6 separate regions of the Mus musculus genome follow, and regions 2, 3, 4, 5 and 6 are each linked to region 1. A link is a loop called in an ENCODE intact Hi-C map of the cell type or tissue named here. Cell type or tissue: heart. All regions are shown on one strand. Links, peaks and the distances in the headings refer to the core of each region. The heading gives the core; the rest is flanking DNA. Region 1 holds the start of Sp3 (trans-acting transcription factor 3). Region 2 overlaps 8430437L04Rik (RIKEN cDNA 8430437L04 gene). Region 3 has its middle 40 kb from the start of Cdca7. Region 4 has its middle 30 kb from the start of Gm30069. Region 5 overlaps Gm30257 (a long non-coding RNA gene). Region 6 overlaps 6430710C18Rik (RIKEN cDNA 6430710C18 gene).

Region 1 (5,337 bases), core at 772-4,771:
CCTCGGAGGGGGTGTCTCCCCCAATACCAGCTCCCTCCCCCAGGGCTCGTGGGGCGGGTCCGGTTTGCTCAGTAGCAGCAGCAGCCCTGGGGCCGAGCGGCGGTGGCCTCCTGGCAGCGCTGGCAAGACGCAGCTCCGAGCGCCCGGGCCCTGGGGAGATCCAGTCCGGTCGGCTGCCAGGATGGAGGAGACGTCGAGTGGAGCCGGAGCCACCGGGGACGGACTTCCTCCCCAGCTCGGCTCCCCGACAGCCTGGCGAGGCCTGCACACAGGGCCAGCCAGTGGAAGAGGCCTGCGCCTCGGGTCTGGCAGCCGCAGCCGAGGAACGAGGCTGGCACAGCGGGGTAACGCGCGAGCCGGGGCCGTTCTGGAGAACCTACGGCGCCACGGCCGCTCATTGTCTCTCCCCTTCAACCCGGGGGCAAACAGGAAGCCCGCCGCCAGGCCGAGCGACGGACAGGCGTCCGGACCAATGAACAGAGCTGACGGAGAGCCTAGCGGCAAATGAGAGCCGGGAAGAGGGGCGGAACTTCCGGGCGGGCTGTCGCCCTCTTCCCCCCTTTTGGGCTGGAGGCTCCACCTTTTGTGTTTCCCGCACAGTCAATCAAAATAGGAAAAAAAAAATTCCCCGGACCGCTCCGGCCGTGTCCGCCGCCGCTTCCCGCATCCTCTCCCGCCGCCGCCGCCTTCGCTTCTCACCATGTGTAAGGCGGCGGGGAGCCCCGCCTGAGCTGTCCTAAACACACTATGACCGGTACGTAAAGCCGAGAGAGAGCAACCCTCGCTGCCTCCGCCGCTGCCACTGCCGCCCACAGCCAGCCCGGGGCCGCCACCGCCGGCTCCCGGCCTCCGGGAGCGTGCGACCGAGTGTCGGCGGAGGCAGAAAGCCGCACTCCCATCTCCGCCAGCCAGCTGTCCAGCCCTTCCAGCCCCAGCGCCGAGTGCCCGCCGGGCTCCGGGCGGGCGGCCCGGTCCGCCGGGAGCGCATCCCCCCTGTGTGCGGGCGCGGGCGGCGGCGGCGGGCGGGCGTGTGCGAGTGACTGACGGTGCGAGAGGAGCGAGCGCCGCGGAGGGAAAGGGGAGGAGAGGAGAGGAGAGGAGAGGGGGCAGGGGCAGCGCGGGGAGGAGGAGGAGGGAACGAGGAGGAGGAGGGTTACAGCCGCGGCGGGCGGGGGCAGCAGGAGGGGAGGAGGGAGCGCGCCGCCGCCGCCGTGGCCGCCGCGGCCGGGGGGAGGGCAGGGGAGGGGCAGGGCCCGGGCCGCCCGGCGCTCACTAATGTGGCCGCGGCTCGCGGGCCCCCTCCCTCCCCGCACCCGCCTTCCTCCCCACCCCACCCTCCTCCTCCCCCCTCCCCCCGCGCTGTGCCTGCAGCTCCCGAAAAGCCCGTGAAACAAGAGGAAATGGCTGCCTTGGACGTGGACGGCGGCGGAGGCGGCGGCGGCCACGGCGAGTATCTACAGCAGCAGCAGCAGCAACAGCAGCAGCACGGAAACGGCGCGGCGGCGGCGGCGGCCCAGGTGAGGAGCGGCTGAGCGCGGCCGGGCTCCCCGCGCGCCGCTTTCTCCTCCCCTCGCCCTCCCTCCTTCCCTCCCTCCCTCCCGCGCGCGCTCGCCCGCCCCTCCCCCGCCCCGGGAGCTGCCCGCCCGAGGCGCCAACGCTCCGACCCCGCCCGCGCGCCCCCGCCCGCCGCCTTTTTGTGTGTGTGTTTGTGTGTGTGTGAGTGTGCAAGTGTGCGCGCCCTCCCGGGTGGGATCCGGACGGAGGGAAGAGGCCCGGCGCGCAGCCGTCCGCCGCGGGCCACCGAGCGCGGGGAGAGGCGCCGCAGACCCCGGAGGAGGAGGAGGAGGAGAGCGCGGGGCCGGGTTGGCGGCGCGGCCAGGCGCGGAGCGAGCCGTACTTCCTGTGCGAGCGGGCCCGGCCCTAACCGCCACCCCCCTCCCTGTCTCCCTCTCTGAACCCGCCCATCGCGGGTAGGACACTCAGCCGTCACCGCTCGCTCTGCTGGCCGCTACCTGCAGCAAGATAGGGCCGCCATCGCCGGGCGACGACGACGAGGAGGCGGCCGTTGCCGCCGCCGCCGGGGTCCCCGCCGCCGCCGCCGGAGCGGTAAGTCCCGCCCGCCCGCCATCCCGGGCCTGCGGCGCGCCCGCCCGCCAGCCCGCCAGCCCAAGGCCTCCCGCCGCCGCGCGGCCGTCACGCGCGGGCCGTCCGGCTCTGCCGCGCTTCCCTGCTCGCTCGCGTCCCCGGTGGGAGCCCGGGCCGGCCCGCGCTTTCCGGAGATTGTCACTGCGGCATCGCGCGCAAAATTCCTCACAAAATGAAGTCTGAGACGGAGGAGGTGGGGGGTGGGCACGGGACTCCAAAATGGATGTTTAAGTAATTCGTATCAGGACTTGAAAACTCACTCGCTCTTTGCACTACATTTGCAAGCACAGCCTATCGGTCACAGATAGTATCACCTACCGAGGCAAGGATGGCTCTAGTTTCTAGAGTTTTTGAATCTGGAGCAAGTTTCCAGATCTTGGGTATTTGATCATTTAAGGAGGGTGTTCTTTTATACGCAGGGACGAACATTTTTATTATTATTATTTTTTAACCTGATCATTCAGAATTGTTGGCGTTTTGCAGACTACTCCAACTTTGCACTAGTTTTGTTCTGAGTAGGGTTAAGTGAAATAGTTGGGAGGCTATTGAAATTTGAATTTGAAGTTAGTAATAACTTTGGCCTTTGAGGTTTTCTAGAATATCAATCTTAAAAAGTAGATGAAAGTCATTTTGTTTACATGCTTGTTAGCACACTTCATACTTTTAAGAGTTGAAATTGGTTGGCTAAATGTTATTTTTATTATAACGAGTCTGATGGGATTCTTTTGTAAATTTTAGAACCTCTAGGTTGTGGAGAGGAGCGGCAAGTCTTAGTGAAGACTCAGTGTAAAATTAGGTGCTGTAGACAATGTGAATTTTACATCTGTGTGGACCATTGCTGCTCTTAGCTTACTGTGAAAAGGTGTGTTCACCTGTTAAGATAGTTAAAACACGCCTCAAGACTAAGTTTTTAAGAGGTTTATAGCAATCGATTTATGTAGTGTCAGTTTAGTTGTCACTGTTAGAAAAGTTAGCTGTTGTATACTAGTCATTCAACGTTGTTACTCTGTATTAGTAAATAGATATTTTTAGTCTGAAATTAGACTATGGACAGTGGGAGCATTTTTAATGTCATGTATTTTTTAAGCATATTAAAATATCAAAAGCTGTTTGGGAAAACTTTTAAATTTAAAGAAACGTTAAGCAGATTAGTAAACTTTTAAAGTAAGTTATATTTCCCTAGTCCCAAAGTGTCAAATTAAGTTTATTGTTTTCCTTAATAAACTACCTCAGAAGTAAAATTGAAAAATAAACTTTAAATAAAGTGCAATTTTTCATGTAACTATCAAAGTTTCAGAATGTGCTTACAGATGGGGAGGGGAGTGGTGAGGAGAAGCACAGGGTTGAAAGCATCATGCTTAGACTCCAACTCTAGTGGATCACTAGACTGACCCCAGCCATGTGTTTGTGTCATGTTCTTGGGCTTCTTTAAGATCTCTGACCTATCACAACATTACTAAGAACACCATTTCCTGCCAGATGAACATGAACACTCTGAATTTAGTAAAAGTAATAATATGAAAATACAGTTTGCTAGAGAAGCCTCTAAACTTGGAATTTTTTGGTGCATGTTTGATGCTCGATAAATCTGAGTTCTTCCAAATTTTTCACTTTGAGCAAAGTTGAAGTAAACTGAGCTGAAAGTTGAATAAGGTGAAAAATATGAGAGCTGTCATTTTTGTCTGAACATTAATGGGGAAAAAAGTTGGTTTCTAGTTTAAAAGTAGTTTAAAGTTTTTTTCAGAATGCTTAAAAGATATTTTCAATATTTAAAACTATACTTAAATATATTTAAGTACTCTAAAATTACTGGAGATCACTAGAGGACCGTAGTGTCTTGAGGGTTGTGGGATGTTTTTAGATTTAGGGCAAAGCAGGAAATCCAGTGTCAGAGTCACGACCTTCACCTTTACCCAGCTACCCCCCGTGCTGCCTTATTGTGGCACAGTTTTCAAATCTGTGTATCACTAACATGGGTAGCTACAGATTTTGAGTTTTGCCAATTTTTCCATTAATGTTCATTTTCTAATCTAGGTTCTAGACAAAGATATCTATTAATGTGTTCTGTCCAAAGCCAAATGCAGATGCTCAACCTAATGACAATTTAGCTTGGTATTTCTAGATGATGAGTACCTTGAGAAGCCAGTGTTCACTAGAGACTGACTTTACCATTTGAGTTTGGAACTTATAGAGGATCCTGGCCAAGGGTGTGCAGAGCTACAGATTAGACAGACACAGTGGTTTCATCTATAATGACCTGTAATGGGCATCCAGAGATGATGCAGCAAAGTTCCTTTGTATTTTATTATTAATAATTAGGAAATGAGATCTCTGCGAATATTGTCCAAATTACAGGCATGACCTTAATGATAATTTATTTGTGCTTTTGTGAAATAAACTATACAAACATATGTAATAAGAATCACAGGTTTAAGTTACAAATTCAATGTTTATTAGTTTTGCAGGTAAATGTTGCCACATTTAAAAAGTGAATACTGATTTCATTTCAAGAGTAGGGAGTTTTACCATTAAGACCTTACAGGGCAGGATGTAGCTTAGTGACAGTGCTTGCCTAGCATTTATTTGCAAAGGCTTGGCTGCCATTCCACCCCCACATACTGAGTTGGGGTGGGGAAGACCTTACAGTGCCCTTGCAGTTTGAGTTGACATTTTACTTGAGTATCTGCTCAAGAATTATTATATTTGACTCCACCTTAGTTTCACACTTGTTCTGATTTTCAGGTACACCCTTCTGGCTTTTATAAAGCCATTAATGGGGCTAAGAAGTTAATCATTATTTCAAAATGCAGTGAGAATTTCTTATCCCTTTCCACTGGTACAATCTAAGAAGACAGACCTTGTTCTTTGCTTTTCCTTCACTCTCCACCCATCATTTTTATGCCTCATTGCATTGGAGAATGCCCTTGTCATGAATTGCTATAGCAACATCATTGGGTGTGCCACCACCACCCAAGGCCTCTGTAGGTTATGGTCCTTTTCACCTTGTTAGGTGTATAGACCCAGGAGGAATGAGCAATGCCTTTTACATCAACTTTGATGTTGACGATTTTTTCCTTGTTCATTTTCTAATAAGAATATTAGCGTGACTGACTGAGACTTAGTTTTATTTGGGAACTTGCATAGAGGGTTATCAGGCACCTAAGGCCATCCAAGGCCTGGGTTGTATTAGTG
Region 2 (5,337 bases), core at 944-4,943, 250 kb after region 1:
GCTTTCACGTGGGTGCTGGGGATCTGGGCTCAAGTCCTTAAGCTTGTGTGGCAAGCAATTTGCCCACTGAGCATCTTGCCAGTTCACAGGAATTTTTCAAAGTACTAAGAGCTTAATAGCTTACCCTTTCATTTCTGAAATCTTATTTCCTCCTCTATAGTACGGTATAGTATTTCTTTGTTTCTTTAAAAATGGAGTAGGGAAAGGGCCCAGTGCTCTGCCTTGCACAGTTTTGGGGTTAATCAGACTGGGGCAATTAGGGAATGAAGACAGGACATACCGACATTTGTACAGAAAGGCTGGGGTTGGCTGGACCATGCACTCCGACAGAGATTCACCGATGCCTGGAAACACAGTGTGTTTATTTTATACATCTGCATGGAGAAGGCAGGTTTAGCTAATCTCAGCAGGAGAAAGTCTATGTGGGGAAGTGGTTTCGGCTTCCACTTATGCTGTAGGGATAAATTGTGGATGATAACTTCTTGAATGCACTGTCAACATCTGCACAGGGACTAGGAGAAGGCTTTGTTATTTCCCTGAGCTGACCTAGGCAAGGCTTCGTCTTTCCCATGGGTTTGAGGCATTGGGGTCTTTGATATAGTCAATAATACATATTTGCTCAGAACTTCATATGTTCCCCGCCAGCCTAATACCATTAACATCTATTTTTCCTTCCTTAAATGATTTGTGTCCCTTACTTTCCAAACAGATAAGCAAAACAGAAAACATGAACATGTCATTCTAAAATTATATGGTATGCTTGAAAATTCATGATTTGCTTTTATGTATCATACATGACAACTCCAGCACGCAGCCCTCAAAGTAGACATTAAAATTCTTTATCCTGTGTGATGCTAAACTGGGACCATTTGTTGGTTGGTTGATTGGATGGTTGGTTTAGATTGGGTCTTACTATGTAGTCCTGGCTGTTCTAGAATCAATATGTATATAGCCCAACTCATATTGGGCTCCAAGTCACAGAGCTCCACCTGCCTCTCTTTCTGAGTGCTGGGATTACAGGTGTGGGCTAGTATGCCCTGCTGTTTATTTTATTTTTTAAATTGCACCTTTAGCTTATAATTGTACTAATAAGATTATTTTGAGTACTTATGATTAGCAATTTCCAAGTCCTCCTAGATGAGATAACTTACCTGTTTTTCATCTTATGTAGCATGGCATTTGAACACATTGTGAACCCCAAGATTGTAAAGTGGAAAACCCCCACTGTGGTGTAGCTCAGCCTTAGCACTTCCTTTTATCCACTAGCTTTCTGTTTTTGTAAACAAGTAGTTGTGGTGTGGCTCAGCCCTAGCACACACCTTTAGCCTAAGAGCTTTCTGTAAACAAAACCAAATAAAGTCAACCCTAGGTCAAGAGGCAGAGCAAGTAACCAGCCTACAGGGAGTGAACGTAAGTCAACAGAGAAGAGGGTCTTTGAGTTGAAGGGGATTTTAGACAGCGTGGAGAGGAGAAGGAACACTTTCCTTCTGAGACATCTGTAGAGTAGGAAGGTCAGCTGGATGCTTTCTCTGCCTCTCTGAGCTAGCAGGCTTTCACCACACCATTTTGTTCCTGAGTCTTCATCGGTAAAACCTAATGGTGGGATTTTTGGTTTTAAAGCAACAGTCTTGAAGGTGTGTTTCCCCTTTCATTAAGTAGGCTGTTTGGAAGGCCATGCTACTGAAAGAAGAGAAACAAGAGAGTAACACTTTGGGTAATTCTTATGCTGATTTCTTATAGCTATTATAATGTTTTCATTGTTACAATAGAAAATTGGGGCTAGAAAAAAAAATCTTTCTAAATTTCAGACATACCATTGTTTAGAAAATGATCCTCAGATCATCATAGCAATGTGAATAACAGAGACAGTGAACTGGAAATAGTGCTAATAGCAGATATAATTTCATGGGATGAGAAGTTTGATTCTCAAAGAGTCATGTCAAGATTGTGGTCCAGTTATCTGTTGCCTTGCAATAAATCACTCGCCAGTTTAACACTTCGACACAATTGCTGTAGTTCATGGTTTTGTTTGAAGGCTACTTTTAATCTACAGGCAATGCTGGGACTATCCCTAAAATAAGAATTAATCCATGCTCTCATACCTCGTGGGTTTCTTAACCTAATCGTCTTCTGAGATATTATCTTAGGAAATTACAATGATTTTATGAATCTTTTTTAAAGTAGTGACAGCAAATACCTCCAGTCATAGGTTGGTGGTCCAGTACCTGAGTTTGCCTCAGGGTGCTTTGCTTGGTCTCACATTGTTTTTTAAAAGATTAGCCAGCTCCAGCAAGATGACTCAGAAGGTAAAGCCACCTACTGCCAAGCCTAACGACCTGAGTCCAATTCCTGGGTCCCACAAAGTGGAAGGAGTGAGCTGGCTGTCAGGTGATGGCCTGAGACCTCCACACACACTCTGTAACATTTGACTTCCTACCACATATAAAATAAACAAATGAAGAAAAGTTATTTTAAAAGATGAGCCAATAACTTAGGTTTAATTCAAAATGCCAAATTTTTAGCTTCTACTGGAAAATTTGTGTCATAAAATTTTCATATGGTTGCACCATAACTGAATAACTTCTGTCCCTACAGAAGACATCATCTCTGAACCACTTCCTAGCACTAAATGCCATTTTCACAGGTTTGCACCTGTCTTGCCACCACTTCTGGTAAAGAAATACACATCTGGACTCAAGCTTTGTTAAAAACAATAGAACAAGAGAGAAATGAACAATAGAAAAGAGAGAATGGATTAAAGACAGATGGACATTCTTTGTCATTCTGCCTGGAGAGGCAAAGTCATTTCATTGCCCCTTTGAGTCTTTTTGGGGCTTTCCTCCTCAGAATATGGGATTTAACCCCTTACATCTCAGATGTGTGACATCATCCCTTTCTGTCTCTTGGAATCCTGTTTTGTCTCTTTGAGGGAGCCCAAGAGATACCCGTGGAGAAGAATCCTCAGCTGATAGTTCAGCATCCATTTGTCGTTCCTGGGAAGCAGCCATCTTGGAAATGAACCCAGGAGTCCTTGTGATCAAGCCACTCAGCTGCCACCATGTGGAGCAATGGTGAACTGCTCCTGCTAAATCTTGCCTAAATCATAGTTGTGCACAAAGAGAAGATAGTTGTTTTAAGCCATGAGTTTAGAAGGACAAGTTACACTGTTCTCAATAGTTTAGAATCTATGGGTGTCTTGTGTTTGTATTCCCAGAATCTGGTGTGGGTACCTCTAGTTTCCATACGTGAGTCACTTCTACCTATGTGAGTATCCGGCTGACTTTGGCTCCAGAGGGGAGCTTTTCATTCAGCTTAGCTAAACCAGAAGTGCTGAGCATCAAATGTATCAGGAGGCAGGTGTATGGAAGCTGATGGAACGTACCACAGAAGGAAGACATCTGCTGCACTAGGAAGAGGGGTCTTTGTGTTTCCAACTAGATCTAAACCCAGAATACTAAGCCTAGAACTTCCAGGCACCTCCAGATAGGCACAGAGAATAAAGCCAACCCAGTGGGGGATGGGATAAGAGGAAAAGAACCAAGACACAATGGCACTGAGCTAGACTCAGCTATGTCTTAGGTCATCTCTACCCTCAGAGAACATGGACCAATAATATTTTTGTGTGTGTGTGTATTTTGCCTGGCCAATTTGAATTAGATTTTTGATCACTTGGCCAGAAGGAATCCCAGGTGCAGAGGCTCTGAATTTTTATGCTGATACCTTCTTCTTTTCAGATATATAAAAGATTATTTCACACAATTTTATATTACAGAAAAATTAAAAGAATTATACTAAGGATATATACATATCCACCTTGTCCAGACCTCCCAAATATTAAAAGTTGTACATTTGCTTTCGTATATTCTCTTTCTGTATAAATACATACATACACACATACATACATACTTATAATTTCTCTGTGTATGTACAACTTTTTTCTAAATGGACTGAAAATAAATTAAAAAGTCAATATTCCTTTGCTCCTAAATGCTTCAGTGTGTTTCCTGAATAGAACATTCTCCTACAAAGCCACAGCATAATTTCCCATCAAAGTTGGGAAATTTGAATTGATAAAATGCTATTATTTCATCTATTAGCTTGCTTAGGGTTTGCCATTTGATCTCAGCAATGCTTTTTTAGCAGGAAGAAGAAGAAGGAGAAGAAGGAGGAAGAAGGAGGGGGAGGAGGAGAAGGAGGAGGAGGAGGAGGAGGAGGAGGAGGAGGAGGAGGAGGAGGAGGAGGAGGAGGAGGAGAAGGATATTATTTTTGGAGCACTTACAACATTCACTGCCGTGTCTTGCTAGTCTGTCTTAATCTGAAACAGTCACTGTTCATTCATAACAATGTTACATGTTTTTTTAAGACTACAGGCAACTTAATATTATGTCCCTTCCTTTGGGGTTGTCTAGAGTTTCCTTGTGATTAGATTCAAGCTATAAAATTTTAGCAAGAAAACAGCAGAAAGTGCAGCAAGTTAAAACAGGAGGCACATAACCTCCTGTGTCCATTACTGCGGATGTTAACCTCGAGCTTTTGATTAAGGTGCTAATTGCCAGCTTCTCTGGTGTAAATGTACGACTTTCTTTTTGTAATGAGTAAGTATCTTGGCAGGATACCTTCATGTGTGGAAATACATTGCCATTCCTCAAACTTTTACCCAGTACTTTTATGAACTTTTACCTCTAACAATTACTGCTGTGGTAGTTAGCAAACAACAGCTTTCCTGCCCCTCTCATTCCTTTATATTTGATCTAATGTAACAAAGAACAGTCCCACACAACAAATCACTAACCAATCCTCCCTCCCTCCCTCCCTCCCTCCCTTCCTCCCTCCCTCCCTCCCTTCCTCCCTCCCTCCCTCTTTTTCCTTCCTCTCAAATGGGATGATAGAACTCAGCTCCATTCAGGGATTTATAATACTTTACTATCATTGGCTTTGATGCAGAAGCCTGGAATTTGCCATGTTTTATAACTCAGGCTGGTTTTGTACTCTTGACAATCCTCCTGCCTCAGCTTCTTGAGTGTTAGGATTACAGGTCTGAGCTGCACACACCATACCTGGCTGTGATGTAATTTCTTCGATGATAGATTTTTCTTTTTCCGTTTTTGTTAGTGAGAGTCCTTTCAAATTGACTTCCATGCCGGATGCTTTTTGGTGAAGGAAATTAAAATTACAACAACAACAACAAGACACACTCAGGCTCTGAAACCAGCTGAGGTTCCCAAGCTTCAAATCTTAGGCCACGTCTCTTAAGCTCTGTCTTCCTCAGTTCTCTCCCATGGAAAATGGGCACAGGAGAAAAGAACACTTTGACGGAGTGTTAAATCAACTTGTGAA
Region 3 (5,337 bases), core at 713-4,712, 460 kb after region 1:
GAGGGGACGCCCGCAGGAGAGCCGGGAGAGTGGCAGAGATGAAGTCCACAACCGCCACTCATTTTTCCCATGGGCTCCTCTTAAGGTCCCAGACACCACAACCCACAGATCTTCCCTGGGCCACCTGGACTGCTGGTGCCTTCTGTGGCTGCAGCAATGGGCCAAAGCCCTCATAATTATCCAAAGTGGTGAGACAGAAAGCCAGGGGGGAAAGACCACATCAGTGGAAGCTGAGATGAATTCAGACCACCCCAAAAGGGGCACTTAATTCTGCCAAGTTCAACTAATCTTCAGATGCAACATTATCAATAACAAAATAGATGTAAACCCAAAATCAGAGCCTCTAATTCTGAAGCAGTTAGGAAACATCTGAGAACAAGACTGTGGGCTTCTGAGAGAGCTGAAAGATGCATTCAGCATAGCACAGACTACACACTCAAAAACAGCATTATTTCAAAGTGCAGAGATCTGAGCCTGAAGGAGTCCCCAGACGCTTCAGTCATTTGCTCTTATTGGGTGACTTTATTTCTAGAGGCAAGATTACAAGGGTGCAGCCTTTGCTCTCCTAAAGCCTGCATCCTAGCTATGCACTCATAGGAACCACAGCAACAGGGCAATGTATAAGGAGTGCTAACGTGTGTAGCCCCAGCTATAACAATGTGGAATTTGACAGGTCATCGGCCACAGTTAGAAACAGAAGGGAAAACCCTTTAGTAGCGCAGAACTCGAGCAAGAGTTTGGGACAATGGCTTTCCACTGGGTTGGAGTAAGCGTCTGGCACACAGGTGTGTAGTCCAGTACTTGCTGGATAAATATCATTGAACAGGGACATCCAGTGGACGTGAGCACTGTGGATGGCCTGCATCATACAACGGATCCCCATCCCCTGTCTTCCTTCTGCCACAGCTTAATCAATATCCCCCGGGGAAAGGGATCCACAGGTTTCATCTCCCATCACTGTTTCCATCCAGTTTGTCTGGCTGCTACAGAACACCTGACCACGCCTGCTTCTGTCCGTCACAACCTAGAGTGTTAGGTGCCGCTAGATGATTTGTGCCATGTCCTTGCTGGCAGTCCTTACTCATGCAGTATGGCCTTGCTGTTCTTTAGAGGACACAGTAGGTGCCTGCAATCTGCCGAGGTCCTGAATAAGTCTCCTAGCAATAATGCTCACTCTTTGCTTAAGTGAAAACAAAAACTCGTGTGGCCTTGTATGTGAAAGGCCAAGAACCGTGCACCACAGCACCATTCCACACAGAAAGTAAAGCAAGGTTCAAAAACTTGCCTCCGGACTTGTGTGGTTTATATGCTGAACACAGAGAAAGCATCTTGTCCCCTGACTGTGTCTCTGTGTGTACCCAAGCCCACCATCTACTTTGAGCGTGAGCGTGATATTCACTGTATATCACAAGACCAGTCTCTGTATATTCATAAGATAATGTTCTAGGAGTTCTGAGTGTGTTTTGAGCACTACCAGTTCCTTCATCAGGAATTACCAGGGTACTCGGAATGAACGATGACACGGTACAGAGGAGAAACCAGAAGCCCAGGGAGGTTGCTCTCTTAGAATTTCTCAAAGTGGGCTGCACAGAACACCCATATCTTGAATATAGGCACTTTATGGAAAAGGGGGTCTGGTCAGGATCACATACATTTCAGAAATTTCAGATTAGACAAAATGGAGTTGGGGTTTTCATTAGTCTACTTAAACGACAGAGCTTCTAGCTGCAGCTAGTGTTCTTTCCACAAAACTGGGGACAAGGGCATCTGTGGGGTGTGTTAAGCCTCCCCTTACCCTTACCCATGATTATAGAAGGTGCTGAGGACTCCCGCAGACAGCAATACTACACACAGCACAGCTTTGAACTCTGCCCCTAGCGTGCTACTTCTTAGGTACTCGGTGGGCTGGGCTGGTTTTTTCAACAGGCCGTTCCCACGTTTTGCTAGGCTTCCTACATCTCCCTGCTTATCCCCAAGAGTGGAACTCAGAAGACATGACAAGTGAAATCCCTTAACTCCTTATAGTTACAATATGAGGGTTTCGTTGTTGTTGTTTCTCGTTCTACAACCCAGAGAGCAGCAGGAACCCAGCACTAACTGGAAGCCTGGTCCATCCACCTAGCTCCCACACCCCCAGCTCAGCACACCCGAACAGAGGAAGCATCAGAGCGCATTCCCTGTGGAGAGCAGAGGTGTGTAGGGGAGAGGGTAACAACTGAGGGAAGTGTATCCTTCATTTCCTCATGTTTTTTCCTTCTTTGCTGCTGATCACCTGTTTCTGAATTGCCTGTTCCGCTGTGTTTCTATAAAGGTATTAACCACTTTGCTCATCCAAGGATGCGCGGACCGAGACCTCAGATTCTGGTTCAGCGACATCATCTGTAGACCTTGTTGCCAAGCTCGGTGACCACGGATGCTGAACTCAGAAAGGGCTAAGCAGGGATAGCGAGCGGTCAGAGAGCAATGTCGGGTTCCCAGAGTTAGGGCTCCCCCTGCTGGAATCCAGAGCCAAGACCGAGTGTATTTTTATTCCCCAGAAATCCTGATTGAGCCTGCCTTCAGCCAGCTGCTTCACATTCAGTCAAGGCTTCTCCCACAGACTAGACTGGCATCTCTATCCAGCCATCTGTGAGTCTCCCCTCTCTTCGCCTGTGCTCTACTTCCTAAAGGATGATCGAGTTCTCTGTGCCCAAGTCAAATGCTGGGAATTTAAGACTGGGGGATTTCCCGACTTTCCCCCAAAAGCCGATCTTTTTGTTAGGACACGTTCTCCACAACAAGAATTACATTTTTCAAATGTTTGAATATCGGATCCTTTGTATTGCACATCTGGGGGTGTATTGTACACCCAGAGGGTGGGAGAAGAGAAACCCCTCCCGGATGCTCCCTCTTCGGGAGTAAGGTCAGAGGCATAAACCTGGAAAGTAGCCTAGTTTTACTCTGCTCTGGTCACTAAGCCCCTTCTTGCCATAAAACCCTGCCTCTGTGGAGTAGGAAAATAAGCATCGTGCCATAAAAATCTTGCCGGCATCTAGCTTCCTCTAGCTTCTGAGACTTGAGTCTCAGAATTCCTGATGGCTGAGAAATTGCAAGGCCCAACATCTAGAGAATTCTGCCCCACACACACCCACCCACACACACCCACCCCCAAGGACGCCACTATTTGTAATTGAGAAGTCTCTATCTTTTCATTTGTCAAAGAGGAAGGCTGAGCCACATTGAAATGGAAATCCGGCTTTCTCGTGCAGAGGGCAGCAAGGTTTCCGCTGGCTCTCTGTTAGGTGTTGACCCATTAGGACACGCTGTAAGGGCTGGGGCTCCTTAAGACCTGGGAAGTCAGGGCCCATTAGCTGTGCTCTCCAGTAGTGGAGCACATACCCACTTGGGGCTCACTGCAAATAAGACACTGAGGACTAGGAGGGCTAGGAGGGTTGGGAGCGATAGCTCAGTTGGTAAACACACCCCTAGGTTTGATCTTTGGCGCCTCATAAACCAGGTGTCCTGGTGGCACAGGCCTGTGATTGCAACACTTGGGAGGTGGAAGGAGGAGGAGGAGGAGGAGGAGGAGGAAGAGGAGGAGGAGGAGGAGGAGGAGGAGGAGGAAGAAAAGTTCAAGGTCATTCTTATCCAGCTGCTCATAGAAGCTACCTAGGATACAGGAGACCTTTTCAGAAGAAGAAATGTAAAGACAGCAAATTCAAAACCCTAAATGAAGGCGAACCTCTTTCAACCCCATGAATAATTATTCACATTTACAGAAATGAATACTAAAAGGAGCCGATCTTCATTTTTCAGCAGGCTGCACTATGGGATACCTTTACATACCAAGTTCACCTGATGCATAAAACATATGATTAGATTTACAAAAACTTGATTTACACAGTTTTTTTTTAAACATCTTTGCAGAAAGATTAGGTGTGATTAGATGCAATAGGAGCCCCTCTGAGGCTCACTGATGGGCTGTAGGAGAGTTACTAGCCAAACCCTCTTCAGCTGGTGTCAGTTCCCTCCCTAGAGATGTCTTGAGTGAGGCCTAATGACTGCTTACAGGGGTGGTATTGGAACAAGGGACGCTTCAGGAAATAGGTGCTGTTCAACCTTCATGAACTTGCCAATGAAGCAGAGCATCACAGTTGGAAAAGTGGTCAGGTCTGCTTTCTGTAGGAAAAAGGCACCCAGAAAGACACAGCTTCGATAGCCACTAGTGTGAGGCCATGAGGAGAAAGAAACAGGGGCAGCCCTAGGTGGCAAGAGAGCATTTGTCTGAGACTAAAGGAAGGAAGAGCTCCACAGAATTAATGTGTTCACTCCAAGGGATTCAAGGAGGTTCTCAGAGCCTGCACTATGGAGCAAGCCATTGAGCTGGCTTCTGGTTGCAGTTTCTACTCTTTCCAGAATTTAAAGCTCTGCCGTGTACACAGCAAGCAATCATATAGGCAATGTATATGGCAACTTATGTTGCTCTCCTCCAATGGCCACAATCAACTGAATTATAAAATATAGTCTCATATAAATCAAATTTATTATAAAATATAGCCATCATAACTTGAAAGAAGAAAATTGTGTGTGTGTGTGTGTGTGTGTGTGTGTGTGTGTGTGTGTGTGTGTAAGATATATACACGGTCGTCTGATAAAGAAGTCGTAACCTGCGCCATTTCGAAGTGTCTGGGGACATCTGTCATAGAGTTGTGCTCCAACTTCCGGGTTGCTTTGAGTCTCCTGAAGTGCAAAAGAGCAGAAGCTTTGAGAATCTGCATCCAGGTTCCTTTCTTATCCTTTATCCTTGACCCCTTTCCCAACACACACTCAAAGCAGCATTTTGAGACGCCGGAGAAGGAAGTATCACAGATTCAAAGGCGCAACAAGCTTTGAAAAGCTGCTGCCCACTGTCCACCGCTCCCCGGAGCTCCCATACTTAGCTTTTTGGTTTGTGATCTCACACCCGTTCTGGTGACACAGCACACTCACAGCTCATGAATATTTGATACCAAATTAAATGATTCTTCATTCTATCACGTAAAGAAGACAATTCAGTTTAAAGAAACCATTTGAAAGAGAACTCATTACATACCATTATTTTATTTTATTTTATTTTATTTTAACACTTTGATTATTCCATAGACAATACATGACTTTCTGCCTCTGTCTTTTAATTCCTTTTTTTGTCTAAAAATTAAACCCTGCCTTTCACTTTGCAAACTACAATACTCGTTTTCATTTGAATAAGAAAAAGTATTTTCCCAAATTATTAAATTGTTTAATAATGGAACAAATAGAATAATAATATTTCCCCAGGAGAGTACACCTCAAAGATTAGAGAGAGAACATGTGCTCCTA
Region 4 (5,337 bases), core at 629-4,628, 330 kb after region 1:
CTGCCACATCTGTGCAGGATCATATCTCATCAAGATGCATACCAAGCCCTAACAGGACAGATGTCATGCTGTGCCATTTTTAACTCAAGGCTGACTATCATTGCCCAAAGCCTGGGCTGTTTTTAACCACAATAAAATCCAACTCCAGGGCACCATAGCATCAAGACATTGCCTGACTACCTGCCTGCCTGCCCCTCACATGCCTCAGCCAAAATGGTTCTCTCTGTGGTCTTGCCCATTGAGAGCATACCACAGGGCATGAATAAACTCTCCACTTCTGTCCTTTCTATCTTAGACTCATTTACTTCCTGTCTGTCACCTGTTCCTAGCTGATCACTCACCTCCTGTCATGTGTGTGTGTGTGTGTGTGTGTGTGTGTAGGTGTGTGTGTGTGTATGTATATATATGGTTTACAGTTGTCTCTATAATCATTCATTAAACCAAGGACCACCAAATGCCCATCAGCAGATGAGCAGATATTTAGCATACAGATCATTCATATTAGTAAGCAGTAAAATTGAAATAACTACATCCAGAAATCACCAAGTTGAACCCTTAAGATATGTAACATGTTACTTGTTAAATTTGCTAGTAATGCCTAATCGCCTTTTAAATTATGTAGAAATCACCCTCCCAGTCCAAACAGTCGCAGAGTAGTTAGTGATTGGCAGGGATGGATGGAGAAAAGACTGGGGTTTGGGTGGGGTAGCTGCTAATGGCTATGAGCTTTCTATTTGGGGGAGTGACAAAAACATTCTAAAATTAGATTGTGTTGTTATTATACATGTCTGTGGGTATGTTAATATTGGTCAAGTTTATCCTTTGAGTTTTATTATTGATAAATGATATTTCGATAAATAAACCATCTCCCCCGAGTTCTAGGCAGTCATGATGTGGCCCTTCACTAGCTCAAATCGATAAGCCACGACACTCCACCTTCCCAGTATGCCAACATCTCCACATCTCCATGGCATTCAAGGTCATCCCAGAAACAGCAACTCCCTCCCATCCCTGTGGACTGTAGCCACTCCCCTCTGCTCCCTGGTCCTAGGTCAAGATCTGGAATGTGGAAGGCTTTCTGCCTCACATCATGCTTACTTGACTAGTGTCTAATCTTTCTCATTAGACTATAAGGTCACTGGGAAAAAGGGTTGTGCCCTAATCTTCTTCTCTAGGACAGCCCGCAGACATTGCTCAATAAGGGCGTGGTGACTCCACTGTCAACCCAAGGCCAGGAGGAAAACAGTCCTAGCCCTTCTCATTCCCCAGCTTCTGGGAACCACCTCTGTAATCTTACCTCTTGAGATCAACTTTCTTTAGATCCCACCTATGTGAGATTCCCTTCTCACATATACACAGCCTACTCCGTTCACTTAATCTAATTTCTGGTTCATTCAGATTGAGACTGGCATTTTGTTCTTTGTTATAGCAGTATATGAACCAGATATTACTGACCCATTAGTTTACAGACACCTGGGTCAGAAATTTATGTGGTGACAATTATGTCTATTGCTTCAGTGAACATGAGAATGAACCCATCTCCTCAGCAAACTAACTTCCTTTCCTTGGGCTACATACACTGATGGGGTTGCTAGGTCACCATTTTCTTTTTTAGAGAATTCCCAGGCCTATAATGACCGGCACATATAAGTCCTTTGAAACACCTTACAAAAGTGGCTCCTGGCGCAGTTCTTTCTTATGTCCTTGCTCGTCTGTGTCCTCATAAGCAAGGCCTCTTTTGTCCGTATATCTTCCAGCATTCTTATCTTCTAGCTCATTAAGCTCCGAGAGCTTGATGCAAAACTCCAAAATCTTCCACAGTCCTAGAACAAAATAGTCCAGAAGCATAAGGGTTTGTGTGCCTGGGCCCATCACAAAAACCCCACTCTCCTGCTTTTGTTTCTTGTGCTTATGGCCTCTCTTCTCTAACATTCCTTAACCACTGTTTTCTTCCCAAAGCTCCCTTGTTTCGGGTCCTCCATGAAGTCTTTAATCTAGTTCAAATTGAGTTTGTACAAAATGATGGGGGATGTGGGTCGAGTCTCAGTCTTCTGCATATATGTACGCAATTTCCAGAAAACCATTCACGAGAAGACTGTCCTTTCTAGATGCATGATGATTGCACCCAAAAGCTGTGTTAGATGACTGACCCATAAGGTGTGTAGCTCTGTGCCAGTGCGTTCCATACGATCAGACAATAAGAAATCACCAAATGATGTACCCTGGTCTCTCAGTGTGCCCTGATCACTAAGTGATTCACAACCTTAAGATGATTCTCTTGGATAAAGACAAAAAGGAAAAGGCTACCCTTAAAATAATCACATCCGTGAGAGGCAAGAAAGCAACTGGCCCACACAAGAGATGTAGCATACCTTCCCCACACTAGAGTACTCTGAAAAGATGCAAAGAAGCATTCTTGGTCTGAAACACACAAAGATGAGAGCTGGGAGTCCTGCCCTGTCCTTGCAGCCCTGTCTTCTCACAAGTGTGTGTGTGTGTGTGTGTGTGTGTGTGTGTGTGTGTGCATGACTGAAAATAGATTCTTCTCTCATCCAGACCACAATTTCTCCCCCCTCCACTCTTCCCAGCCCCCCCACTAGTGTCTAGAACCATTATTCCAGAACCACTGCTGTTCTAGAAGGGCACACAACCCCCTTGCACCAAAGGCTGCCTCCTCCAGGTACACCCTTGGCCTCCTGCCACAGCGTCTTCAGTGGGCTGAGAATCATCTCCCAGCCACAAACGTGCTACAGATCCCTGGGGAGTCGCTCCAGCTCCCTGGAGCTTCGAACTTCTTACTATTATTTTTTTCATTTGAGAAGTGGCACTTATGGCAGCTGGATGAAATAAGACTCATCCGAAGTTAGTGCCAGCACCGAGCCTGGCTCTGAGCACACAGTCAGTACTTATTTTAAGTTCTGTACCTTATACAATATTGGTGTCATTGATATGGTCCACTGTTGATTCTTGGTTAACCCTCTCTTGTCTTCTGTGCCCTTCGCCATTGGTGCCAGGGTGGGCAGAATAGCTTTGGAAAGAATTCTCAAGTGTAGGTGTGTGTGGCCCCCTAGTGCTGCGACACTGGAAGCTTTAGGCCGAGGAAGAAAGTATAAACTGTAAAAAAAAAAAAAAAAAAAAAGGAAAAGAAAAGTGTAAATGACTTTGAATGAAAGGAGGGAGCAGAAAAGAGTTTTCTCTGCTGCACAGATAATATGACAGACAGGCTGGGTCAAGATGGGGTTGTTTTCCTAAGAAGAAAACTTTCTAATTACACCTGATATCATTTTTCCTGTGGCCTTGTGGACTGAGCCCAGGGTCTTGCATATGCAGGCAAACACCCTGCAGCTGAGCGTACTCCCAGGCTGACAGCAATAGTATTTCTAACCCACGCTCTCCTCCCACACGCAGCCCTGACTTCTGTGGTACAAACTCTTCCAGGCCCCTGCAGACAGTACCGGGGATGTGGATCTGACTCTTGTTGTGTCCTGCTTGCATGCGACACAGTCACAAGGCTCATTTGAAGGAAAAAGGGCCGTGTGTCACACTGGGCAATCTCAGGTTAGACGCTCTAAACAGCAACTGTGCAAAGGAAGGAACTAGCTAGCAACACTGCTGTGGAGACCGGACTGTGCCTGCTCCACATTAGTCCATATTGTGTAATGCAGTAGTGTTTCAGATTGTGTTTGCCCTCAGGGACTCCATTTTCCAAACAATTTTTGATTCTGTTTTGAGGATGGAAGATGATTATGTACCTGTGTGGACATGTGGACACCACTGCCTATCCAGCACCACTCACACAGCACAGAGTGACAAAAGACTTATTTCTGGTATACTGACCTATAAATTTGTCCAGGAGAACTGATACTACAAGATAGATGATAGACAGACAGACAGATAATTTACTGTGGTAGATAATTTACTATATGACATGTGATCTCATATTAGTAATTAGGATTGGAATAAAGGTGGCGCAGGTGACAGAAGCCAACCAGGCCCACCTTCACACAGGCACTATCCACTGCAATGAACAAATATATGATGGGGAGATGGAAAAAAATAGAAAAATGGAGCATAATGATGGCAGAGCAGGATCCAGCACCCTAGAGCTTGTACAAATGCAACAGATTCAGCCCCAAACCTGCTGCCCAGCTGTGAGATTGCCCTGGCTCTGGGCAACGAAGGGGGCCTAGAAATGAGGAAAGATTCACTTTCTAGATTGGAACTCCTCGAAGGACCACCATAGTCCCTGGTGCCACCAGAGGCCATGGTGGTGTCTGTGGTCCATGATGCTGCTACCCCAGGCCTTGACGAAGCCCGAGATTCATGTGGACATATGCAATCTGTACCATTGACTTATTGATGTTGTAGGGCTTTGCTGCCTCGGTGGGCCATATGGGTGTGAGTGGCACATGTAGGCCATGATGAGCCCCATAGTCATTGTAGCCCCTGATGGCCATGTTGGGTTATGTTGTCTGTGGCCTGTGCTACCCTAGAAGGACTGATACAATGTGGATGTGTGTGGGTGCTGATGAGCTGGTGGCGTGGTTGAGGGAGAACTAGCCCTACACCTTGCCAACTGACACATGGCAGTGCAGGTAGTGGCATGGGTGTAGGAGAGTTGGTCCCAGCCCTTGTCAGCAGCCACACAGCTCTCCACAATTGATGGCTTCTGGTGGGTGTGCAGGTGAGAGAATCTCATCTCCCCTTGTGAAGCTGCCCACCAGGAGGAATTTGACCATGCTCCCGTGAGTATGTGGATAACAAAAAACAGACTTGGTGCTTGCTTTTGTTTTGTTTTGTTTTGTTTGTTTGTTTGTTTGTTTGTTTTTTGAGGGGAGAGTTCATTGGGAAGGGGTTGAAATGGGAGGCATGGGAGGTGAGTACAATGGGGTGAATAATATGAGATTCCCAAATAATCAAGGAAAAGATTGGCATAAAAGAACCCATGTTTGCCTCAGCCAGGATTACCACAGAAAGCAGGACTACCAGGTTAACTGCTGCCATTGACACATCCCTATCTTTTTAAAATGTATTTAAGTGTTCTATCTTCATGTATGCCTGTGTGCCAGAAGAGGGCACTGGATCCCATTACAGATGGCTGTGAGCCACCATGTGGGTGCTGGGAATTGAACTCAGGATCTCTTGGAAGAAGCAGCCAGTGCTTTTAACCACTGAGCCATCTCTCCAGCTCTGAAACATCCCTATCCTGTGAAATTATTTTCCAATAAATTCTGACACTGTGACAAATGTGTTTCTGACATAGGACAGTCAGAATATGCACTACTTGTTCTAATATTGGAATGTAAGTAAAGTAACTATATGAACAAAGAAAGGTCG
Region 5 (5,337 bases), core at 584-4,583, 240 kb after region 1:
CTGCTCTAGCTGTTTGGAATCTGGGCCTGGCAATATGGGTCTGCCTTGGCATGCCTCTTGTATATCTCTTTCTGTGTGTGCCTGTGTACATGTGTGTGAGTCTTCAGACTCAGCATGTCATAATGGAAAGGAATAAAATCAGGGCCCGGGTCTGGGTCTTCACCTTTCCCTGCACACTGCCAATGCAGACACCAAATTTGACTCTCCCTCTTCCATTCCTTTTGCAGTTGAGCCAGCAAAAGAAGCAGCAGAGAGAAAGCATAGTCTAAGCTAGCTGGTGGTAAGAACATTGATCTCTGCACATCTGGAGAACTGCATGGGCGTTGCAGGATATTTGATCACACTTCGAATCCTGAGATTGTGTTATTTACTGGAAAACCTGTTTTTAGTTGTGGCATGGCCCAGCCCTTAGCACACACCTTTAATCCCAAACAATAATGGTAAAGTCAGTTTGTAGAAGGAAGCACCCATTTGAAGGTGATGCCTGATTAAGTGGCAGATAAAGCAATGAAGACATATTTGACAGAATAGGATATGCCCAACTCACAGGAGAACGGAGAAAAAAAGAGGGGCTATTTAAGAAAGAGCGTCATGGAGAAAGGAGGCAGTTTTTACCAAGAATTTTACAGAGACAGGTTGAAAAGGGAACAAGCTAGACACGGGTGAAGATAGAATGAGCCAGAGAACGAGAAGAAGCCAGAAGATCAGAAGAGATTGCCAAAGTTACTATGAGGACAAGCAGAGCAATTCAGTGAGAAACTGACAGAAGCCAGATCAGTCAGCTTGGAGAGGAGTTTGAGTCTGACCAGCTAGCGGACTTGAACCAGACAGCCAGAGATCAGAAAGAACAAGGAAGAGGTGAGTTTATTCAGCAACATGTCTCAGAAACTGAATACATTCCAGGCCTAGATATGATGGTACAGAGGCTAGAAGCTCTAGGACTAGGTCTAGGTTAGCAGACAAAGACAGCCTCTGAGACGACAATTACGTCAGGCAACAAAACAAAACAAAACAAAACAAAACTCGTGCACATGGGCATCTCCTGCCTTCTGCTCTTTGGAATTTTGCCCGTAGGGTCTGCGACATGGATTGAAGGGATAAGGGCATTCAGGTCTCACCTGCTATACCTGTGGCTCCATTGCGAGTTGGAAGCATCTGAGTGTGTTTATCGGAGTGCCTGTTTGGATCTGGGAGACAATAAAAATAATGCTGGCTAAGTTGCACCCTCCTACAGGATAGCCCAGGTCCTGTAACCAATAATGATCTCTTTGTGCCTAGGCTCTTCAACGGTCAGTAAAAACGAGCATTTCCTATGATTTCCAAGTTAGCCTCAGGTGACTGGGAGAAAAAAATTAGTATAGATAACATAGTTTGTAAATTTGTGGGACTTGTAGACTTGACAATTTTTTATCTTTTTTTTTGTGGGGGGGGGATAGTGCTTAGATTTGAACCCAGGTGCATGAGCATGCTAGACAAATGCTCTAATATTAACTTATATCCTTAGCCTGGTTATTTCCTTTCTTACGGCATCTATTTGCTCTTGAGTTAATTTTCATTGTCCTTTTGCAAAACCGGGCTCTGTTGCAGGGTTTTGTGCACAGTATTGAAGCACTGTACCACTGAGCTGCGTGCCAAATTTTCAAGACAATGTCTTATATTTCTAGCCCTAGTTGGCCTTGAACTTACTATGTAGTCCAGGCCGACCTTGGACTCAAAACTGTCCTGCTCCAGCCTCCTGAGGACTGGGTGGCAGATCTGTGTCATCGGGCCACTTTGATGATTACTGCGGGCGAAGTTTCAGTCATTGATTGTTAAATTAGTGCATGTAGGTGTGCCTACCAGGAAGTCAGAGATTGGCAAGAAGGTACCTGCCCTCTCAGAACTTAGCTTTAACAGAGAACAAGCCTCATCACGTCAAACCCAAAGCAGGAGGTGCCAAAGAAGACCTAAAGAACACCAAGTTCAGTGTTCACCATGTATTACTGCTCAGCACAGTGTGCCAGGCACAGGGAGGCCTGCTGAGCACAGTGGAGATCAGGTCCGGCCTTGGACACCCCATTCTGGGAGAGGAGACCATCTAACATTTGAGGAAGGGAAGCAGAGGGAAGGATGACGTCACAGCCCAGCTGGATTTCAGTTGTGGCTATTTAACGTCAACAGTGGCCAGCTTGCAACATCTAGGATTTGTGCTACTCATTGGCTTCCTAGTTATAAAATGTGGTGATCTGGTAACTGTACAGGCAATGTAGCTTCTCTTAGGAAGCCCCTCAGCTCAGAGAGGGCAGCACCCAGGAATTGCATCGCTTCATCTACGCAGCCATTCGCTGCATCTATAGTAGCAGTGGAGCAAACCTTGGTGAAGTAAGTGCATGACATCATAACTCCTTATTTTCATTCTGTGAAAACCCCTAGGCACAGAGAGATACAGTTACCTGGGGGCTGCAAGTTCTACACTCGCCCTCTGCCGTCCCGGTGGCTGCCCCGCCCCCACTCTAAAGCAAACAGCCGATGCAGCGCCACATCTGGAGTGGGATGAGTGAGCGTAATTCTGCCCGTAACATTCCCAGCAGAGGGGCAACCCCGTACGCTTTTGAGGGGATAGAGAGTGACAGTAGACAGATGGGCCCGTTGACAAGTGTGTCCCCTGGCGGTGCTCCTGTCACAACTGAATTACTCTGTCACTTGTGATGTCTCTAAGTCAGGCTGAGCCAGGAAAGGCGAGTGTTTCTACTGATTCACAGTCACTGGGAAATGACTCTGGCGTGGAGGCAGGGAGGGTGTGTGTGTGTGTGTGTGTGTGTGTGTGCGCGCGCGCTCTGGCTCTGGAAAGTTTCATCACTTTCTAGGAGTCCAGAGCCAGCGAGGGCAGGTCAGAGAAGGTGGGACTCGGGCAAAGGAGTGCTGCTGGCTGTGATCCTCTGCACTGGATCCTGCTTAGGTGTTACTTGCTGAGTCAGGCTCTCTCCTGTACCCTGCCTGTCTTATGTGGAAGGAACCTGGCTTGGCAGCTTAGTTGCATTGGATGGCAGCCCTCACTAGTCAGACGTGCTGCCTGCATAGTACGGGTACCTAGCAGCCCTCACCTGCCAACTTCCAGTGCCTGCCTGATTATGACAGTATCCACTCAGGAACTTTCCGTCCCATGTTGCTGGGTCATGCTACAGAGGCAGGTCTCCAAACGCTCCAGGAGACTCTTGGATGAAGGGAGTAGCCAACACATCTGGGTCTCTAGCATAGTCTCTGGAATGGATTGTGATTCCAGTCCCAGCCAATGTGGCATCCGTGGGGAATGTGGCCTGGAATGTACTCGAGTAGCTTCAAAGTCAGGTCTAGAAGATGCTAATGTGCTAAACATGTTTAGAGTCATGTTTGTGTCTGTCTGTCTGTGAAACTACCATCTTTATATCTATTTGGGGAGATAATTTTAAAATGTTATTTTACACACTCTCTGTCTGTGTCTATCTTTCCCTCTCTCTGTCTCTCTCTCCCTCTCTGTCTCAGTCTCTCTCTCTCTCTCTCTCTCTCTCTCTCTCTCTCTCTCTGTGTGTGTGTGTGTGTGTGTGTGTGTGTGTGTGTGTGTGTGTGTGTGTACTTGCTTGAATGTGCCAGGACACACATGTGACATTCCAAAAACTCGGAAAAGTCAGCTTTCTCTTTCTACTACAGGGTGCTAGGGATCAAACTCAGGCCGTCAGACTTGGTAGCCTGTGCCTTTACCCCCTGAGCCATCTTGCCAATCTCATAATTATTTTTGTATTGCCCATTACATTCTTTTTCATTAAAGGTTTTTGTGGTTTTTTTTTCAATTATCCCAACAGTTCCCCTTTGCTCATTTTCTATGCAGACTTTCTATGATCCATCGGGATGAAGTTTCTAAGGTGTAAAGGCTGTTTGGTTAATCAGCCTAACAGATACTTTAACCGTTGCTACTGTAGTCTAGGAATATGGCAGTGACTACATGTTCATCTCGACACCCAGGAATCCAGTGAACTGTCTGGCCAGGCTCACCATGAAAGGCTGGCTGGCTCTTAAGGAGTCGCTCACTTTCCAAAGCATCTCAACACTGGGGTGATGCTGAGTGTGCAGATGTGTGCATTGGTGTATGTGGGTATGTATGAGAAGCTAAATGTGTTGTACCAAGCAGTGCTTGATCTATAAAAATGGAAGCTATCATGCCTCATGATCCTATTGGCTTTGGGACTTCCTTATTAATCACAGTCATGAGCTTACTATTTGTCTTCCTCTTGTGATCGGATACAAAATATGGCAGCCATTTTGATGTGTGTGCATGTCTATGTTTTCAGTTACAGAGGCTTAAAATGGCAGCCCTATGCATCTGCTTGTGTATGCATTTAAAGCATTTTCTTTTACTTTTTTTAATGGAAAAATTGAAAAGTTTAAAGGAATAAGGGATATAGTAACAGAAAATCTACCTGTTCACCATCACCGTTAGGGTCACTCACGCTACATCTGCAAGTCTTTCTCCTCTCTCCTTCATGTTTTTTCTTTGAGACACATCCAGATGTGTCTGTGAACACGTCTGCACTCACAGGCATTTGCAGCGTCTGGCACCCCCTGTGGCTCACTGCCTGGCCCTGAGGCTTTGGGGTCTGTGGCTCTGCACATCCTCTCTCCTGTCCTTCCTCGCTGGTCCCTTCACCCTTCCTTCTCCAGTGCGACCTTTGTGTTGCAGCCTGTGAATATCCCGGCCACACTGCACGGCCACACGTAGCTTTATCTCTCTCTACCGAGTGAGCTAAGTTTTCCCTTCTGTGGGCGTTCCTCCATCTCCGCGTACGCTGGAACATGCTGGTTCACTTTGCTCTCCTCGTGCAGCTTGATGAAAATGGCTTTCAGGATTTACCTTAGGATGAAGGATGATCTGTCAGTCATAAGTACACCGACTCCAGGCTTTGCAATCTTAGGCCTGGACGCTGAAAGGCAAGAAAACCAAAATAATTACAATAATTCGAAGCAGATGCCTCAATCTAAAACACCACTGGTACCTTCCCTCTGTTATTACTGAGGTCCTCAATGGTAAGTGTGGCCCACACGTCATCCATAGTGAAATCCTTTAGCATTAGTGTCTTTCCCAGCAATTGCAGCAACATGAGGCCTTTTGGTCATTGGCAAGCCACCTTTCTCAGAGAGAGCCAAGACATCTTAGTGGAACTCAAGAAGGAGAAACAATGTTGCCAGCTGTGTTCATGTTGGTCTGCATAGTGAGATGGGATGACAAGAGAACACACAGAATACATAACCACACAGATAAGTCATACAGCATACACCTATTATATTTATCAGTATTATGCTCTATACTATACTCATGATATTATG
Region 6 (5,337 bases), core at 855-4,854, 230 kb after region 1:
ATCCTTGTAACCTCCTTCTCAAGGGAAAATAAAAAACAAAAATAAACAAAACATGAAAAATATCTTGTCCTGGAAACTATAGTGTGTCATAGTGTGACCCACCATTACCCTTTTGTTCACACATCTTGCAAATGTTTATTTCAATGAGTCATTGGTCTGGTGTGAGGCCTCTGGCTTCTGCTACATTATTGATACTGCACCCTCACTGGGACTCCTTTCTGATATCCTGTTGTTGCCCCGTGTCTTGGAGATCCTGCAGCTTTGGATCTGAGGGACTAGCCCTTTTATATCCTCCAGCAATTTATAGATAAGGCAGATGCTGCAGTGGACCAACTCAAAGCCCTGGATCTGGGCTTCGGTGGTAGCTGAGTTGGTCAGCCAGACAGCTCTACTGTAACCTCACCACCAGAGCAAGCTCTCCAGCATTGCCCTGGCCAGCTCACCAAATGCTGCAGCCTCCAAGGTTCAGGGTTAGCATGCTCAATCTCATGCATTCAGGGAGGCTCACCCAAACCCATGCCACCAGGGCCAGCTCTACTGTGCTGCCCAGGTGGAGTGCAGAGCCCACTCTCACTTGGGAAAGTGCTGCAGACAGTGAGGGAAGGGGCCAACACTGCACAGCCCTTGGGCCTCAACATGGCCCAGGCAGCAGTCGGGCCCAGAGACTTCCACACAGTCTTTAGTGGTAATATGGGCCATGGATATTGACACAGACCCCTGCTACTGCAGGGCCATGAACCCAGACATGGCCCTCAATGGCAGCACAGGCTGGGACTTCACCATGACCTCAGGTGGCAGGGCAGGAGGACTGTTCCTCTCCAGCCTCGTGTCTCCAGTCCTGCCTCTCTTTACAATGCTCAAACTGTTCTGCTCTTTTCTCCTTCCTGTCTTTCCGCCACTCTTTTGGGCCTGTGATGGCTTCCATTGAAGGCTGGCTATGCAGCTGGCAGGCCTCTAGGTCTCTTCCCCTGCCTGATATGCTTAGTGTGGTGACAGGCAGGCTTCTCCCAAAAGAGTCTTATTCTTTCGATGCTCCAGGTTCTGGTTTTAGCTGGTGTTCAATATGGGATCTCTTATGTTTTAATTATGAAGGCTTTAACTTATGGAGGTGCGACATTTGACTTTTCTTCATGTTCTATCATACCAGGAAGTAGGAAATGTAGGCTTTATCCGAGTTTAGTGATGCCAAGGCTTATCAATGAGTCCAGCTGGAGATGATCCTTCCAGTAGGACACTGATTTCACTCTCAGGACTAGAGAGAGTACCGAGAACACCTCTTCTTTATCTGTTCCTGTCTCAGCTCCCGTGGATGCTCACTGCCTTAGCAGCTATCACACGAGGGTGACGACGCGGCATTTTTACGACTTGCTCTTCCCTTTATTTTTATTATCTGGAACCTTACAGACAAGTTTCCCCTCATCCGTTGTCAATGGGTTGCTTTGAAATACAGCTCATGTAACAGAGACAGAATAAACGTTTAAGTCTTCCCAGCTCATCTGATTTTTAAGCGCTTGTCTTTGAAGTTGCTTCAACACTAATAGCTATGATGTCATTGAAAGTAGGGCATAGGTAGGGCTAGTGAGATGGCTCAGCAGGTACAGACACTTGCTGCCAAGTCTGATGACCTGAGTTCTGTCGCTGGGGCTGACAAGGTGGAGGGAGAGAACCCGCTGCAGCAAGCAGTCCTCTGACCTCTGTACTTTCTCTGTGTCACCTAAGCACACCCTTCCCAAATAAGTGAAGTGATAAAAAACATAAGGCCTCATCCTTTGGACCAGAGTCCAGTATGATAAGAAGCCTTCTCAAGAAGGCTACGTCTGTGCAATACTAGGAGAAAGGGCCATGCATAGCTACCCGTGTGGTGTGGCTTGTTTATTCTGAAGAGTTTTGAAGGGGAAAAAAAATCTATTCTATCACCATTATGTTCAGAATTATTTATTTTTCAATTACAAAATAATGACAATAAAAATACCACATCAACTAGCTGTTCCTAGCATATGCACTTAAAGGAGAGACATGGCGGCAAAGGTGGGGTGCTAAGCATGAAAATGAGCACCCCTTGAACCTTGACTGAGCTCCACAGGTTCACAAAGTAACAAATTCTTTAGCAATAGGCACACTGCATCTGTCCCGGCCAGTTTTACATCAGTTTGAAACTGTATAGAGACATCTGAAAGGAGGGAACCTCGATTGAGAAAATGTCTCCATAAGGTCAGGCTGTGGGTCAGACTGTAGAGCATTTTCTAAATTAGTGATTGGTAGGGGAAGGCCCAGCCCATTGTGGGTGGTGCCACCTTTGGGCTTTTAGTCCTGGATTCTATAAGAAAGCAAGCTGAGCAAGCCAGGCAGAGCAAGTCAGTAAGCAGCACCCATCTATGGCTTTTGCTTCAGCTCTTGCCTCTTGCTTGAGTTCCTGTCCTGGCTTCCTTCATTGATAGACTACAATGTGGAAATGTGAGCCAAATAAGCCCTCTCCTCTCTAATTTGTTTTTTGATCATGGTGTTTCGTTGTACCATGTTTTATATTGAAAAGCGTTTAAATTAGAGCATCTCTCCATCCATTAATCGCAGTGTGTGTGTTATATACCCCAAACAGTCTTATCAAGATGTCCCTGCTTTCGTTGGCATATCTGCAGCAGCCAGGGCTTGCTATTCCTTCTCATAAAGGCTCACTACATTTTACCACACAGAAGTAATTTGATAGTGTTGGTGATTCCAGGAATTGAGATTTCATGAGAAATTGTTGGCAAGGGGCCTTTTGCTTTCTGGGATGTTTGCCAGGAAGTTTATCTGTGTCTGTCTTCACAGACTTTGTTGACAATCGCCTTCTTAGCAGGTGACAGGTGTGACCTTTGATCCCTACCTTTCATCGCATTTATTTTAAAACTCCTTATCTTATCCATGACCCTGCAGTAAACTTCAAACAGGTCTGACTGCAAGGAGTAAGCTTTGGCTGGAACCTGTCAGCTGGGCTTACTGGACCAGGTGCTGCCTACACTATGTATTGTCTTCTCAGAAACCCCAGGGAAATGGGCTGTGGCCTCTTCCTGAGTACAGGGATGTGAACAGGAAGTAGATCTCTCTCCTTGAGAACGGCAAAGGCCCATGAGTTTAGACTGGAAATCCACTGCTTTCCCCGCTGAGCAATCTTGGCAGGAGTTTTGTGGAGTCAGGGCAGAGTGACGGCAAGGATGGAAACAGGTCCTCTCTTTTGATTCTCCGTGAGTTTGAACCAGACTCTCTGCTCTGGTCTGAATCCTTTCTTTTTAAAAGGCAGAAAAGATAGCTATCTTAGTGGTTGTAGAGACTCAAAGGCCCTTAAAGACTATAATCTCTGTTAATGTGGAGTAAAATACTGAGCTGATATAGCATAGTGTCCCAGATGGAGTCAAAACCATAACTACAAACTGGAATCAGGGGTGTTCAGGCATTCTCAATGCACCCCATACGCTCTCTCTGGGTGCCCAGCCCTCCACAGGCAAAGGCTACTTCTCACAGAGATAGTGGGGTCTGGGATCCAGAGGCAGAAGGTTCGTTTGGAGGCTGACTTCACCACTCAAGAACTTTGTGAGCTTGTACAATACTTAACATTTTTCTACAGCAGATCCTTCACCTCTATCAAAAAGAGTATAATCTGACACGTGGTGACATATACCTACAGTCCTAGTTAGTACTCAGGAACCTGGGGGATGGGGGGGGCGGGGGGGGTGGATTTTGAGTTTGAGGCCAGCCTGAGCTTCACCATGAAACTGTCTCAAACAACAAAATCCCTATAAAACCAAATCCTGGGTATTGTATGAGTCCCAAAAGATGTTAGCTATTAAGTGCTTAGAACAGAGCCTAATACTCACCACGCAGCAAGCTGGCATTGCCTTTTCTTCTTCCATGATTGCTACTGACTGGTGGGGTGGGGTGGGGTGGGGTGGGGTGGGGTGGGGTGGGGTGGGATGGTCAGAGTTGGTGTGAACAAGGCTCATTTTACCTTACATTCTGGCTCTGTGAGTTCAGACTAGTCTTTTGTGTGTCTGTGCCTTCATTTCCTCCTCTGCCAAATGTAGTTAAAAATAGAACTGATCTCATAGGACTCTGTTGGCGATTTACTGAGGATCAATGGGAGACACCCTTAGCTGTTGCCTAATATTACCAGGATTTTGGTTGTGTTAAGTTAGGTCAGAGGGGAGGGGACTGGGAAGATGCCATCCTTTGAACCTCAGGGAATGGATAACACAGGCAGAGGACACAGGAATCATTTTGTTTTTTTAGACAAAGTGACAAAGACTGGAGAATAAACCTTCCCCACCATTGGAAGAACAAGGAGGGGCTTCTGTGTCTTAATACTGTACAGAATGCTCGGGTGGCGGGTGAAGCCAGAGGTCACAGCTGTGACCCGTGAATGGCTCTCTTAGGTGCCCTCACTCACTCATCAAAAATATTTTTTGAGCACCTGCTGTACGTTAGCTATCATTCTAGGATTCAGCTGGATACCAGACAATACTTTCCCGTCAGGCACTTGCAGTTGGTGAGAAATGGGGGTAACACATAACAAATAACAAATACGATATAATATGATCTTCCTGGAACCTAGGATATGGATATGTTCAGCTTTAGTAAATGCTGCTAAGCAATTTTCTAAAGTAGCTATAAGGAGTTACAATCCAGCTCCCCAACAGTGTGTGAAGATCCAGGCCCTTGCCAACATTTAGTGCTTTCTTTTTTATTTTAGCCATTGTTTTGTATCATGGTTTAAATGAAGTAATTCATGAAGTTGAACACATTTTCCTAGACTTATTTTGTTTTCTCTTTGGCTTCTTCCTTCTCCTCCTCCTTCATCTTCCTCTCCCCCCCCCCCTTTCCTTTCCTTCTCCACCATCTTTCTCCTTTTCATCTGTGATGTGCACAGATCATGCAGTGGCTGCTCGATTTATTGAAGCCAGTCTGGGAAGAGCAGGAAGCTGATACGGCTGGAGGAGAAGGAAAAGAAACAGTGATCAGAGGGATGTGGAGGGACACGTAGTCTGGTGAGTCACAGTGAGAATGTGCTTAGCCAAGGAGAGTGTGGGTCATAAGGGGTCATGAGAAGCTGTTTAACAGGACCGTCTGCTAGACAGACTCATGATTCCCAGAGACTAGTCCCCAGAGTGCTCTGGAAGAGGGAACGGATGCTGCTACTTGTGATCCTTAAGATTATCCTGGGCTGTCTTGATGGCCCCTGCGTATTCATAAACATCCTTATAAGGAAAGACAGACAGGTCAGATGATGAGTCAGAGAAGGGACAGTGAGATGGCTCAGTCCATATCGCCAGATCTGAGCATGAGCGAGGGAAGGAGTCACGAGCT

The links. A loop is a pair of places that touch in the nucleus more often than their neighbours do. Peaks named below come from ENCODE experiments on the same cell type or tissue, not always from the same donor. Only the 100,000 strongest peaks of a DNase experiment are listed, where the experiment ranks them.
Region 2: a loop joins it to region 1, with 5 times the contacts of the local background. A loop is called at or near these places in 5 of 42 quality-filtered maps.
Region 3: a loop joins it to region 1, with 3 times the contacts of the local background. A loop is called at or near these places in 9 of 42 quality-filtered maps.
Region 4: it touches region 1 in a loop (2.2-fold over the local background); 2 of 42 quality-filtered maps call a loop at or near these places.
Region 5: it touches region 1 in a loop (1.9-fold over the local background); 3 of 42 quality-filtered maps call a loop at or near these places.
Region 6: a loop joins it to region 1, with 2.0 times the contacts of the local background. A loop is called at or near these places in 3 of 42 quality-filtered maps.

What each region holds. Positions count from the first base shown.
Region 1 is chr2:72,975,667-72,981,003 of GRCm38, reverse strand. Sp3 (trans-acting transcription factor 3) reads left to right here and starts at 558. Exons shown (of 7, transcript NM_001018042.3): 1 at 558-754; 2 at 1,372-1,517; 3 at 1,975-2,106. The coding sequence starts at 748. It overlaps Sp3os (trans-acting transcription factor 3, opposite strand), which reads right to left and starts at 1,572. Exons shown (of 3, transcript NR_045269.2): 1 at 1,409-1,572. In heart, for the core only: a CTCF peak has its summit at 2,457; DNase peaks (open chromatin) are centred at 1,103 and 1,923; H3K4me3 peaks cover 3,036 bases; H3K27ac peaks cover 2,379 bases.
Region 2 is chr2:72,726,611-72,731,947 of GRCm38, reverse strand. It overlaps 8430437L04Rik (RIKEN cDNA 8430437L04 gene), which reads right to left. Exons shown (of 7, transcript NR_040503.1): 6 at 5,058-5,147; 7 at 2,480-3,096. Among named protein-coding and RNA genes, the nearest start is that of Gm30257, 4.5 kb to the left of the region's middle. In heart, for the core only: a CTCF peak has its summit at 3,071; a DNase peak (open chromatin) is centred at 3,007.
Region 3 is chr2:72,513,737-72,519,073 of GRCm38, reverse strand. No RefSeq gene overlaps it. Among named protein-coding and RNA genes, the nearest start is that of Cdca7, 40 kb to the right of the region's middle. In heart, for the core only: a CTCF peak has its summit at 2,493 (motif pointing left); a DNase peak (open chromatin) is centred at 2,493; H3K27me3 peaks cover 2,010 bases.
Region 4 is chr2:72,642,399-72,647,735 of GRCm38, reverse strand. No RefSeq gene overlaps it. Among named protein-coding and RNA genes, the nearest start is that of Gm30069, 30 kb to the right of the region's middle. In heart, for the core only: a CTCF peak has its summit at 3,065; no DNase peak of the experiment used is centred there.
Region 5 is chr2:72,738,511-72,743,847 of GRCm38, reverse strand. Gm30257 (a long non-coding RNA gene) reads right to left here. Exons shown (of 5, transcript XR_374639.3): 2 at 4,865-4,934; 3 at 1,119-1,187. Among named protein-coding and RNA genes, the nearest start is that of Gm30257, 7.4 kb to the right of the region's middle. In heart, for the core only: a CTCF peak has its summit at 2,649; a DNase peak (open chromatin) is centred at 2,967; H3K4me3 peaks cover 1,010 bases; H3K27ac peaks cover 1,194 bases.
Region 6 is chr2:72,750,415-72,755,751 of GRCm38, reverse strand. All of the region lies in intron 4 of 6430710C18Rik (RIKEN cDNA 6430710C18 gene), which reads left to right. Among named protein-coding and RNA genes, the nearest start is that of Gm46747, 10 kb to the left of the region's middle. In heart, for the core only: no CTCF peak of the experiment used is centred there; a DNase peak (open chromatin) is centred at 3,001; H3K27ac peaks cover 1,607 bases.